Regions from separate parts of the Homo sapiens genome. Here all the other regions are linked to region 1. Evidence: chromatin contacts called from ENCODE Hi-C or POLR2A ChIA-PET data. All regions are on one chromosome and are shown on one strand. The core of a region is the stretch at or near the end of the contact, and the rest is flanking DNA. Distances in the headings are between cores, read along the strand shown. Region 1 holds the start of GNA11 (G protein subunit alpha 11). Region 2 holds the start of GNG7 (G protein subunit gamma 7). Region 3 holds the start of ZNF554 (zinc finger protein 554).

Evidence for each region. A loop is a pair of places that touch in the nucleus more often than their neighbours do. ChIA-PET counts read pairs that join two places held with the same protein, here RNA polymerase II (POLR2A). Pooled maps may share reads with other maps.
Region 2: a pooled map shows a loop between it and region 1 (4-fold over the local background). The contact joins the promoter of GNG7 here to the promoter of GNA11 in region 1. A Hi-C loop is called at or near these places in 2 of 50 pooled maps. POLR2A ChIA-PET finds 5 or more read pairs at or near these places in 2 of 52 experiments (activated CD4-positive, alpha-beta T cell and activated T-cell).
Region 3: a pooled map shows a loop between it and region 1 (4-fold over the local background). The contact joins the promoter of ZNF554 here to the promoter of GNA11 in region 1. A Hi-C loop is called at or near these places in 3 of 50 pooled maps. POLR2A ChIA-PET finds 5 or more read pairs at or near these places in 2 of 52 experiments (OCI-LY7 and endothelial cell of umbilical vein).

The regions. Positions count from the first base shown.
Region 1 is chr19:3,092,504-3,096,572 of GRCh38, forward strand. It overlaps GNA11 (G protein subunit alpha 11), which reads left to right and starts at 1,859. Exons shown (of 7, transcript NM_002067.5): 1 at 1,859-2,284. The coding sequence starts at 2,149. RefSeq lists silencers at 1,528-1,777, 1,798-1,917, 2,238-2,367, 3,522-3,611 and enhancers at 1,664-2,651, 2,652-3,637, 3,638-4,069.
Region 2 is chr19:2,700,298-2,704,366 of GRCh38, forward strand. GNG7 (G protein subunit gamma 7) reads right to left here and starts at 2,397. Exons shown (of 5, transcript NM_052847.3): 1 at 2,349-2,397. RefSeq lists a silencer at 2,293-2,682.
Region 3 is chr19:2,818,014-2,822,082 of GRCh38, forward strand. It overlaps ZNF554 (zinc finger protein 554), which reads left to right and starts at 1,855. Exons shown (of 5, transcript NM_001102651.2): 1 at 1,855-2,111. The coding sequence starts at 2,059. RefSeq lists a silencer at 1,894-2,333 and an enhancer at 2,266-2,959.

The DNA.
Region 1 (4,069 bases), core at 609-3,108:
GCCTCCCAAGTACTGGGATTACCGGCAGGAGCTGCCGCACCTGGCCAGAACATACAATTTCAAGTTGTGGCTCAAGAGAAGGTACCTGGCTTGGTCTGAGGAGTCAGGAGAAGTCTCCCTGAGGAGCTGACGTCTGAATTGAAACGGAGAGGATGCTCAGGGGTTGGCCAAGGAGGCCAGAGAGGGAAAAGGGTTTTCAGTAGTCAGCAAGGTGGTGGGAACACACGTTTTTATAAATTCTGGTGGCCACTTCCATTTCATCTGCAAAGTAAGGATAAAGATATGGCTGGGTGAGGTGGCTCACATCTATAATCCCAGCGCTTTGGGAGGCCGAGGAGGGCAGATCACTAGAGGCCAGGAGTTTGAGACCAGCCTGGCCAACGTGGCGAAACCCGCTCTCTACTAAAAATACAAAATTAGCCAGGCATGGTGGCGCGCCTGTAATCCCAGCTACTTGGGAGGGTGAGGCAGGAGAATCACTAGAGCCTGTGAGGCAGAGGGTGCAATGAACCTAGATCACGCCCCTGCACTCCAGCCTGGGCGACAGAGCAAGACTCCATCTCAAAAAAAGAAGAAGAAAAAAAAGATATCCCTTGGGTAGGGTTAGCTTAACGGGCTTACAGCAGTGCCTGGTATCCTGTAGGCATTTCATGAATGCGTATACCTGGCCTGGAATGGTGCAGGCACTGCAGTAAGGCCTGATTGACACCTGATGGACAGCAGGCACTCCATTAATCTCTGGTCCGTGCCTGGCATATAGAATGTGTCCCATTAATGCCTGATACACAGTAGGTGTCCCATTAACGCTTTTTAATTTTTTTTTTTGAGACAGAGTCTCGCTCTGTCGCCCAGGCTGGAGTGCAGTGGCATGATCTCAGCTCACTGCAAGTTCCGTCTCCCGGGTTCACGCCATTCTCCTGCCTCAGCCTCCCGAGTAGCTGGGACTACAGGCGCCCGCCACCACGCCCGGCTAATTTTTTGTATTTTTAGTAGAGACGGGGTTTCACCGTGTCAGCCAGGATAGTCTCGATCTCCTGACCTCGTGATCCACCCGCCTCGGCCTCCCAAAGTGCTGGGATTACAGGCGTGAGCCACCGCGCCCGGCCCTCTTTTTTTTTTTTTTTCTTTGGAGACGGAGTTTCGTTCTTGTTGCCCAGGCTGGAGTGCAATGGCGTGATCTCGGCTCACTGCAACCTCCGCCTCCTGGGTTCAAGTGATTCTCCTGCCTCAGCCTCCCGAGTAGCTGGGATTACGGGCGTGCACCACCACGCCGGGCTAATTTTGTAGTTTTAGTAGAGACGGCGTTTCTCCCTGTTGGTCAGGCTGGTCTCGAACTCCAGACCTCAGGTGATCCGCCCGCCTCGGCCTTCCAAAGTGCTGGGATTACAGGCGTGAGCCACCGCGCCCGACCTCCATTAACGCTTTTTAATGGATGAGTGAAGGTTCCTGTCAGGCAATGTCAGGGCGCTTCCCGGGGGCAGCGACTGCTGCCCAGGCACCTGGAGACCCAGAGAGCGCAGCGGCCGCGTGCGCGCCTCCGCCACCGCGCCTGGGCCGAGCCGAGCGGGACCGAGCGGGGCCGAACGGAGCCGAGCGGAGCCGAGCCTGGCCGGGCCGAGTCCGCCACATTCCCACAATCCCGGGCGGCCCCGCCCCGGCTCCCGGCTGCGCGTCCCCCTTCCCACGTCGGCGCAACCAAACCCGCGGGCCCCCCGCCCTCGCCCCGCCCCGCCCCTTTCGCGCCCGCCGACGCCCCGCCCAGGCCGCTAGTCCCGCCCCCATGGTGGGCGCGCTTGGCCGCCGGCCCCTCCCATTGGCCGCACCGTCTGCCCGTCGCGGGCTGCGCTCCCAGCCTGCTAGGTTGTCCGGCGCTGTCGCTCGGTTGCGGCGGCTGCGGTTGGCGGTGGCTGCGGCGGCGGCGCGGGCTGAGTGCGGCCGCGCGGGAGTCCGCGGCTGGCGCGGCCCGAGCGGGGACCCGGCGGCTCGCCAGGCGGCGGCCGAGGCGGGGCGGGCCGGCCCGGGGCCGAGGGCCGGTGGCCGAGGCCGGAGGGCCGCGGCGGGCGGCGGCCGAGGCGGCTCCGGCCAGGGCCGGGCCGGGGGCCGGGGGGCGGCGGCGGGCAGGCGGCCGCGTCGGCCGGGGCCGGGACGATGACTCTGGAGTCCATGATGGCGTGTTGCCTGAGCGATGAGGTGAAGGAGTCCAAGCGGATCAACGCCGAGATCGAGAAGCAGCTGCGGCGGGACAAGCGCGACGCCCGGCGCGAGCTCAAGCTGCTGCTGCTCGGTGAGTGCGGCCCCCGGGCCTGCCGGCTGCGGGCCCTGCCCTGCCTGTGCCTGCCCTGCCTGTCCGGGTCGGGCCGGGACCCTCCGGGGTCAGCCCTGCCTGTGCCGTCCGGGTCGCGAGACCCTCCGGGGTCAGCCCTGCCTGTGCCTTCCCTGCCTGTCCGGGTCGCGGGACCCTCGAGTGTCAGCCCTGCCTGTGCCTTCACTGCCTGTCCGGGTCGGGGCGGGGCCCTCCGGGATCAGCCCTGCCTGTGTCGTCTGGGTCGGCTCGGGACCCTCTGGGGTCAGCCCTGCCTTTGCTGTCTAGGTCGGCACCTGGGACCCTCCGGGGTCAGCTGCGGGCCCCTGATTTCTTTGGGGTCAGCCCCTGCCTTAACTGTTCATGTTGGCACCTGGGACTCTCCGGTGTCAGCCTGTGTCTGTCCTGTCTGGATCAGGCCCCCGATCACTCCTAGGTCAGCTCCCAGCTTCTGCTGTCTACATTGGGCCTCCAGGACTCTTCAGGATTTGCCCTCTGTTCCTTCTCAAGGGACCAGTCCCTCCCTGCACAGGGACCTTCTGACCTTACCCCACCGGAGTACCCACCCCTCGCTACCCCTTCAGGGCCAGACCTTTGGGCTGTAACCCACAGGGCACACTCACCCCTCACTGCTCAGGGCCCCGCGTTGACCCTTCCCTCCAGGCAGAGCCCTGTACACTCCATGCAGGCCCTGTACCCTCCATGCAGGCCCTGTACACCCCCCCATCCCCCCGAAGACTCCTCCGTGTCCCCTATCCCCACATTCCCTTCAGGGCCATTCTCCTGCCTTCCTGTTCCGGGAAACCCCGTACTCCTCTTGGCTGGAATGCACCCTGTGGGAAAAAGACAGTCTTTCCTCTCCTCAGGGTTCCGCTCAGCTGAGGGTGGGGCGGTTGACACCTGAGGGAGCCTTTGCTTGTTGTCCCAAGCAGCTATCTCGGCAGCCTCCCCCGCCCCCTTCCTTAGAGTCCTGGTGGGAGCCACGCTGAGTCCTCGTTGAGAGCAGCCCCCCACCTGCCGGCTCCTCCCCACCGTCCTGGAGAAGGTTTGCTGGTGAACCTCCTTCTCCCCAAGGCACACCTGCTGCAGGGAGCCAGTCGGGCCAGCTGTAAAGTGTTGTCACTCCAAATAAGGGCCCCTTCAGTGGTTTACAAAACAGAAGCTCTTGCCCTGCCCCGCCCCTGCCCTCCCGAGCTCCTAGGTTAGCTCCTGGGCCGGGGGCGGGGCGGTGGGGAAGGTCGGAAATGCGTGAGAGGCAGCGGTGACGGAGGAGGGGGCGTGCTGGTGGCGGTGGCTCTTGGGGAGGAGGCAGGTCGCATGTTGTGTGGGGAACACGTTGCCTCTCCTGCCGTGAGCCTCTTAGGGCCCTCCGTGTCCCGGGTTACAGAGGTGCCTTGGATGAAACGCCTTCCTGATTTTTTTCCCCAAACTTGTGTTTTGATTTACCTAAGGGTTCTAAAATGGGCCATCTTTCCAGGGGGCCGCGGGTAGGCAGAGCCGTGGTCCTCACGTTTGGAGGAAATGTGCAGTGCGGCCCGCGTGGTGGCACTTTGCACAGAGTGGCACTGGCTGGCTTTTGTAGTGGGTCGTGGACTTTGTTTGGATGGAGGGGAGTTAGGAATTACTGGTGTCATAAAGATCTTACCAGATGGCCTTGCCCTGTGGCTCTGTGACCTCCAGAACCCCCGCCGCCATCCCTGCATGCACCCGGTCTTCTGTGCCTGCACTTTGGACTTGAGATTGACACGGGGTTCAAGGACGAAGGTC
Region 2 (4,069 bases), core at 1,147-3,646, 390 kb before region 1:
TGCCCAGCTAATTTTTGATATTTTTAGTAGAGACAGGTTTTCGCTATATTGGCCAGGCTGGTCTCAAACTCCTGACCTCAGGTGATCCACCCGCCTCGGCCTCCCAAAGCGCGGGGATTACAGGCATGAGCCACCACAACCAGCCATGCAGGTTATTTTTTAAAGCTTCTGGGGGTGACCCTGATGTGTGCTCCTAAGGTTGCAGGACTAGAGTCAAGTTCCAGTCACTTCCTTTCCTCTCCTCTGTGACAACCCAGTCATCCCACTCCTCCATCTCCAAACCCACCAAAGAAAAAAACTGGATTGAGTCCATTATTCTCCATGCTTCAGGTACCCTCACTATATGCTAGGAAATAGTCCATGCATACATCCCGTAATTCGACCCTGAGAGGCACATGCTACTGTTTTTATTATTCCCGCTTTGCAGGGGAGTAAACAACACCTCCAAAAGATGATACAGCCAAATCCGCAGCGAGAGGCTGGGTCGGAACACACACAGGCGCACCTCCCAGAGGCCCCCGACACTCCATCAAGGCAAGATCGCAGCATCCCACGACGGGAACAAGTTTGTGAACTTGGCATTTGCCTCGCTGACACCTAGCAACCGTGTGAAGACGCTTAGCTGGGGATCCGCTGCCTCTGTTCATCAAGCCTGTCTTCCACCGCCCACCTCCCAACCCCTAGCAACCCCCGCTCCCCAGGAAAAATAAAGTGCCACCCACGTCGCTCAATAGCACCGTCCCAAAAACTCCCACTTTAGTTCCTGAAAAATTCAGTCACCGACAGGAGCCTTTCTCCTTCCTGAAGCGTTCTCCTTGGCACCCTATATCCTAGAAATAAACCTCAAAAAGTATTCCGAACTCCCGTCTCCTTCAACTCACTGTTCCCCAGGGGGTTCTGCCCCGTGCCCAGTTCTAGAGCAAACAATTAACATCTCCCCCAAAAGTAGAGGGGTGAGTCCTCTCCAAATTCCTTTTAACTGGATCCTACCTGAGACACCTCCCCACACCCCGTTTTCCTCCTGATTAGTCAATGTCTAGCAAAACACCTGCCCCCAGGTGTCTCCAGCCTGGGACCTTACCCCCACCTCCCTTCTCACTAACTCACCCCAACTTCCTTCTCCCTGAACCCCCTTCCACCCCACACACTCACAAGCTCCCCATTTCCCCTGATAGCCCCCAGACCCTTTCTGGAACAAGCCTGACCCCCACCTGTATGCTCCAGCCACTCCCTGGCTCACCCCAGCTTTGTCCTTCTGCCCCTTTTCAGCTAACCCTAACCCCTGGGCCGTCAATCACACCCCCCCATCTTCACCAACCCCATTCCTCAGTCCTCTCCCCAGACAACCTCAACATCTAATTCCCTCTGCAGCCCCCTCTCCAATGAACCCCACTTCAAACTCCATCCCCAGCCCCCTCTCCAGCTCCCTGCAAACCTCAACCCCACTCCCAGCTCCCTCTTCAAAGAAGCTGCACCCTTGACTCAACCCCTGTTCCCCGCTCCAATTAACCTCAACCCCCAACACCATCCCCAGCGTCCTCCCCAGCTAACTCAGATTTCCAATTCCACTTCCAGCCCCCTCCCCAGCTAACCTCGACCTACAATTCCAGCCCCCTCCCCAGCTAGCTTGGACCTCCAATCCCACTCCAAGCCCCCTCGGCAGCTAACCTCGACCTGCGACTCTAGCCCCCTCCCCAGCAAACTCAAGACCTCCAATTCCACCACCAGCCCCTTCCTAGCTAACCTGGACCTGCAATTCCAGACCCCTCCCCAGCCAACTCAGACCTCCAATCCCGCTCCAAGCTCCCTCCCCAGCTAACCTCGACCTGCAACTCCAGTCCCCTCCCCAGATAACTCAGACCTCCAGTCTCACCCCCAGCCCCCTCCTCAGCTAACTCAGACCTCCAATCCCACCTCCAGCCCCCTCCCCAGCTAACCTGGACCTGCAACTCCAGCCTCCTCCCCAGCTGGCCCTGATTTCTAAGTGGAGTCCCAATGCCCAGACCCAATCCTTCCCCAGCTAACCTCGATCTGCACCCCCTGCCCCGTCCCCAGCTAACCTCGACCTGCAACTCCCGCCCCCTCCCCAGCTAGCCCTGAGCCCCAAGTGCAGTCCCAATCCCCAACCCCAGCCCCTCCCCAGCTAACTTCGACCCCCTAAGCGCAGCCCCGTCCCCAATTCCAACCCCAGCCTCCAGTTGCAGCCCGGGTCCCCAGACCCAGCCCCCCTCCTCAGCCGACTCCGACCCCCAACTCGGTCCGCAGCCGAATCCGAGCTGTCCCAGTCCCCTCTCCGGGACGCCGGCCGCGCCCTCACTTCCCCTGGCCCGGTTCGCGGGCGCCCTTACCTGCGCTCGGGCCCCGCGGCCGCCTCAGCCCCGCCGCGCAGCCGAACCCTCCGCCCCGGCCCGCGAGCGCTCGCTCCCCTCTGCGGGGGCGGGGCCGACACTCGGGGGGCGGGCCCTGGCGTCCCGGCAAGGCCAATCGCGAGCCCCGGCTGCGGGAGGCCGGAGCGGGGGCGGGGCGCGGGGCAGGCAGCGGGGTAGGCTGCGCCCAGGAGAGTGGGGCGGGGCTCCGGGCGCGGGCGGGGCCGGGGGCGGGGCGAAGAGCGGCTTTCCAGGGTGACTTCGTGACGTCAGGAAGGCGCGAGTAGTTTCGCGAGTTCGAATCCCGCGCTAGGTGAGCTGGTTCGAATCCTGCATGCCAGCTCCGGGGGCTCATTTGCTGGGGAAGAATGTCAGTGATCATAACTGCTGCACCGCTTTCTTGAAGACTTTATAGGCTCCCTCTCGTGGGACCCTCCGCATAAGGCCAGAAGGCGAGATTACTATCCACATTTTACAGAGGTGGAAACTGGGTCTCAGAAAGGTGAAACCTAAGGTCATTTGCCCAAGCCTGTCTCATCATTTCCAAGATTTCTCAGTTTCCTAACTCATGGCCCTGGATCCACAAATTCCTGAGCCCCAACACAGATGGAATGAACCAGAATCCTATAGGGAACTGGACCCTGAAATCTGTGTTTTGTTTAGTTTTCGTTTTGTTTTTGAGACAGGGTATCACTCAATTGCCGTGGCTGGACTGCAGTGGTGCAGTCATAGCTCACTGCAGCTTTGAAGTCCCAGGCTCAAGCAGTCCTTCCACCTCAGCCTTCCGGGTAGCTGGGGCCACAGGCACGCACCACCACATCCAGCTAATTTTTGTATTATTAGTAGAGACAGGGTTTCACCGTTTTGGCCAGGCTGGTCTCCAACTCCTGACCTCAGGTGATCCACCTTTCTTGGCCTCCCATAGTGCTGGGATTACAGGCGTGAGCCACCGTGCCTGGCCCTGGCTAATTTTTTTTTGTTAGAGATGGGGTCTTGCTATGTTGCCCAAACTGGTCTTGAACTCCTGGGCTCAAGTGATTCTCCTGCCTCTGCCTCCCAAAATGCTTGGATTACAGGCCTGGAATCTTCATTTTCCACAAGCTCCCTTGGGAATATTGGAAAACACTTTGTATGTCTCCAAAAGCAGTACACAGCCCTGGAAGGAAGATGGAGCCACCATATTCTGTGACCTCAGGGATTTCATCAGGCGCTGACACTGTGTGTCCTTGCCGCCCCACCTGAGCCCTGGGATTGGAGCTGCTGGCCAAAATCCAAGATAAACTTCCCCAGGGTTCCTGTCATCCCTGCAAGAACCTCCCTGCTCATCCTCTGGACTCCAGTGGCCTGCCCTGCAGGGCACAGAGAAACCTCCATCTCCCTGCTTGCCCTCCTCCAGGCTCTCCCCAGCTGGCATCCCCCAAGAGGAATGACTGTCTAGATAGAGCTTGGGAAGGGCACGGTGGCTCACGACTGTATTCCCAGCACTTTGGGAGGCTGAAGCGGGAGGATCGCTTGAGCCCAGGAGTTCAAGACCAGCCTGGCAACATACTGAGACCGCAACTCTACAAAAAAATTAAAATATTAGCCAGGCCTGGCGGCGCACACCAGTAGTCCCAGCTACTTCGGAGGCGAAAGCAGGAGGATCGCTTGAGCTTAGGAGGTTGAGGCTGCAGTGAGCTTTGATCACACCACTGCACTCCAGC
Region 3 (4,069 bases), core at 605-3,104, 270 kb before region 1:
GACTAAGGTCAGAGCAGGTGACCAAGGATGACTAAGGTCAGAGCAGGTGACAAGGGTGACTAAGAACAGAGCAGGTGACCAAGGATAACTAAGGTCAGAGCAGGTGACAAGGGTGACTAAGGTCAGAGCAGGTGACCAAGGATAACTAAGGTCAGAGCAGGTGACCAAGGATGACTAAGGTCAGAGCAGGTGACAAGGGTGACTAAGAACAGAGCAGGTGACCAAGGATAACTAAGGTCAGAGCAGGTGACAAGGGTGACTAAGAACAGAGCAGGTGACCAAGGATGACTAAGGTCAGAGCAGGTGACCAAGGATAACTAAGGTCAGAGCAGGTGACAAGGGTGACTAAGAACAGAGCAGGTGACCAAGGATAACTAAGGTCAGAGCAGGTGACAAGGGTGACTAAGAACAGAGCAGGTGACCAAGGATAACTAAGGTCAGAGCAGGTGACAAGGATGACTAAGGTCAGAGCAGGTGACCAAGGATGACTAAGGTCAGAGCAGGTGACCAAGGATGACTAAGGTCAGAGCAGGTGACAAGGATGACTAAGGTCAGAGCAGGTGACCAAGGATGACTAAGGTCAGAGCAGGTGACCAAGGGTGACTAAGGTCAGAGCAGGTGATAGGGGCTAGGAGGGGTTGTTTACTGAAACTAGGGGCAAGGAAACGAAAAGAACGAGGAAGTTAAAGTTTAAAATGAAGAACAAAGAATAGGTGGCCGGGCGCGGTGGCTCACGCCTGTAATCCCAGCACTTTGGGAGGCTGAGGCAGGCGGATCACGAGGTCAGGAGATCGAGACCATCCTGGCTAACACGGTGAAACTCCGTCTCTACTAAAAATACAAAAAAATTAGCCGGGCGTGGTGGCGGGCGCCTGTGGTCCCAGCTGCTTGGGAGGCTGAGGCAGGAGAATGGCGTGAACCTGGGAGGCGGAGCTTGCAGTGAGCCGAGATCGCGCCGCTGCACTCCAGCCTGGGCGACAGAGCGAGACTCCATCTCAAAAAAAAAAAAAAAAAGAACAGGGGAGCTGAATATACGGAAACATTGGTTCTTTGGAGAGGAGCTCATAACTGATTGTACTTAACAATTTACAGGCTAAAACCTTTGAAGAGGAATTTGTTGTATCCTACAACAGTATATTAATTATAGTAGTTTTACTATTTTAATTTCTCATAAATAACAATCAGTAGAATATTAAATAAATATTTAAACAATAATTTAATTTGGCTGGGCGTGGTGGCTCACGCCTGTAATCCCAGCACTTTGGGAGGCCAAGGCGGGCAGATCACTGGAAGTCAGGAGTTCGAGACCAGCCTGGCCAACATGGTGAAACCGCGTCGCTACCAAAAATATAAAAAATTAGCCGAGTGTGGTTGTGCACGCCCGTAATCCCAGCTACTTGGGAGACTGAGGCAGGATAATCGCTTGAACCCGAGGGGGCGGAGGTTTCAGTGACCTGAGATCATGCCATTGCACTCCAGCCTGGGCGACAAGAGCGAAACTCAGTCTCAAAAACAAACAACAATTACTTAAGCAATCATTTTAATAAGTATGTAATACATTATACGTTTATATAACTTGCTTAATAAATAATAGTAGTTATTAATATCCAATGGCAAGCCGCCGGGAAACGACGGAGCTGGGATTTGAGGATTGGCTCCGCGAACCCCACAACACCCGGGGACTCCAGCGAACCACACGGGGTGGATCCAACAGCCGCAGGGGCATCGTGGTCCTGCGGAGACGCCGCCCGCCCGGAGGCGGCGCTGTGACCCAGGTTGGAGAGTCAGGAGCCCAGCGCCGCGCTGCGGGGCCTGCTGGGACTTGTAGTTCGCAGGTTCGGGGTGCGCAGGCGCAGTGCCGAGTTTACCTCTGCGCGCGTCGGGGTTGGTGGCGGCGGCTGCGGCGAGTTCCTGAGGGGCGCCTGCGGGGGGCGTCCGCTCCGAGCGCCGAGGAGCCGAGCGGAGGAGGCGTCCCAGGGACACGCAGGGGAGGCCGGCCGGCCTGCACGGGGCGCTCCCGCCTCGGGGGCCCTGTCTGGCGCCTCAGCGCGCGCCCCGATGGTCACCTGCGCCCACCTGGGCCGGCGCGCGCGGCTCCCGGCAGCTCAGCCGTAAGTGCCGCCGCCTCCCGCGCCGCGACCTCCGTGCCGGGCCTGCCGGGGCTCTGGTGGGGCTGGGTCTGGCGGGGCCGGGTGGCCGGGGCATGACCCTGTCGCGATAGGGTCCCCACGGGAGGGTCGGGAGCCGGCAGCTCGCCCAGGGCCCCAACGCCCAGGATGGCACGGTCTGCCCTTGCCCTGTGAAAACGCCCCTGGGTGAGAGACGCATAAGCTTTCCGAGGCCCAGCCTGCAAGGAGAGGGAGAAGACGCATTGACTCTACCCTAAAGGCAGAGAGGGGCTGCCACGCTCGCACTGCAGTGAGGCCACATCAGAGGGTCTGAGCGAGGGGCGGTCCTGCCCTCCAGGGGACACCGGGCGATGTCTGGGGACGTCTGTGGTTGTCATAACTGGGGGCAGTTCCTGGCATGGAGTAGGTGGAGGCCAGGGATGCAACTCAGCACCCTGCCCAGCCCAGAGAATGACCCAGGCTCCAGTGTCCACAGCGCCCTGAGGGAGAGACCTCACTTATACGTTAGCACCGCTGTCCTGGTGATAAGACAGCAAGGGTCCTTTTTTTTTTTTTTTTGAGACGGAGTCTGGAGTGCAATGGCATGATCTCGGCTCACTGCAACCTCCGCCTCCCGGGTTCAAGCCATTGTCCTGCCTCAGCCTCCCAAGTAGCTGGGATTACAGGCGTATGCCACCACGCCCGGCTAATTTTTGCATTTTTAGTAGAGACGGGGTTTCACCATGTTGGCCAGGCTGGTCTCGAACTCCCACCTCAGGTGATCCACCCGCCTCAGCCTCCCAAAGTGCTGGGATTACAGGCGTGAGCCACCGCGCAGCTGCAAGGGTCTATTCTGTTTATACCCACCACCCATGTTGAGGAATGAGGGAGGCAGCTGACCTTTCTGCTGCTCTAGCAACCCCAACCTCCCTGAACTCTCCCCTACCCAAACAGGTTGGTTTCTTTTTCTTCTTCTTTTTTTTTTCTTGAGACAGTCTCGCCCTATTGCCCAGGCTGGAGTGCAGTTGCACGATCTCGGCTCACTGCATCCACCTCGTGGGTTCAAGTGATTCTCCTGCCTCAGCCTCCCAAGTAGCTGGGATTACAGGTGCACGCCACCCCGCCTGGCTAATTTTTATATTTTTAGTAGATACAGAGTTTCTCCATGTTGGCCAGCCAGGCTGGTATCGAACTCCTGACCTCAGGTGATCCACCTACCTCGGCCTCCCAAAGTGACCACTGCGCCCGGCGCCTTTGGTTCTTACATGAGCCTCCTGGAGCTGCTGTGACAATGCACCACAAACCAGGGGGCAGGGGGAGGCTTGAAATTTATTCTCTCACAAGTCTGGAGGCCAGAAGCCCAACATGAAGATGTGGTGGGGCCGTGGTGCTTCTGAAGGCTCTGGCGGGAGGATCTTCTCTGTCTCTTCCAGCTTCTGGGGGTGGCCTGCCATAGTTGGTGTCCCTTGGCTTGGGGCCACATCACTCCAAGCTCTGCCTGCATCATCATGTGGCCTTCTTCCCTGTGTCTCTTTCTCCTTTTTTGTTTTTATTTTTATTTTTTGAGATGGGGTCTCGGTCTGTCACCTGGCTGGAGTGCAGTGGCACGATCTCGGCTCACTGCAATCTCTACCCCACAGGATCAAGCAATTCTGCCTCAGCCTCTCGAGTAGCTGGGATTACAGGTGCACGCCACCACACCCAGCTAATTTTTGTATTTTTAGTAGAGACGGGGGTTTTGCCATGTTGGCCAGGCTGGTCTCGAACTCCTGACCTCGTGGTCTGCCCGCCTTGGCCTTTCAAAATGCTGGGATTACAGACGTGAGTCACCTAGTCCAGCTGTCTCTTTCTCTTATAAGGACAATACTCATGACCCCAGTAGCTGGAAGAGGCGGAAGGATTTTTCCTGAGAGCTTTTGTTTCTTCTTTTCCTTATCTTTTCTTTTTGAGATAGAGTCTTG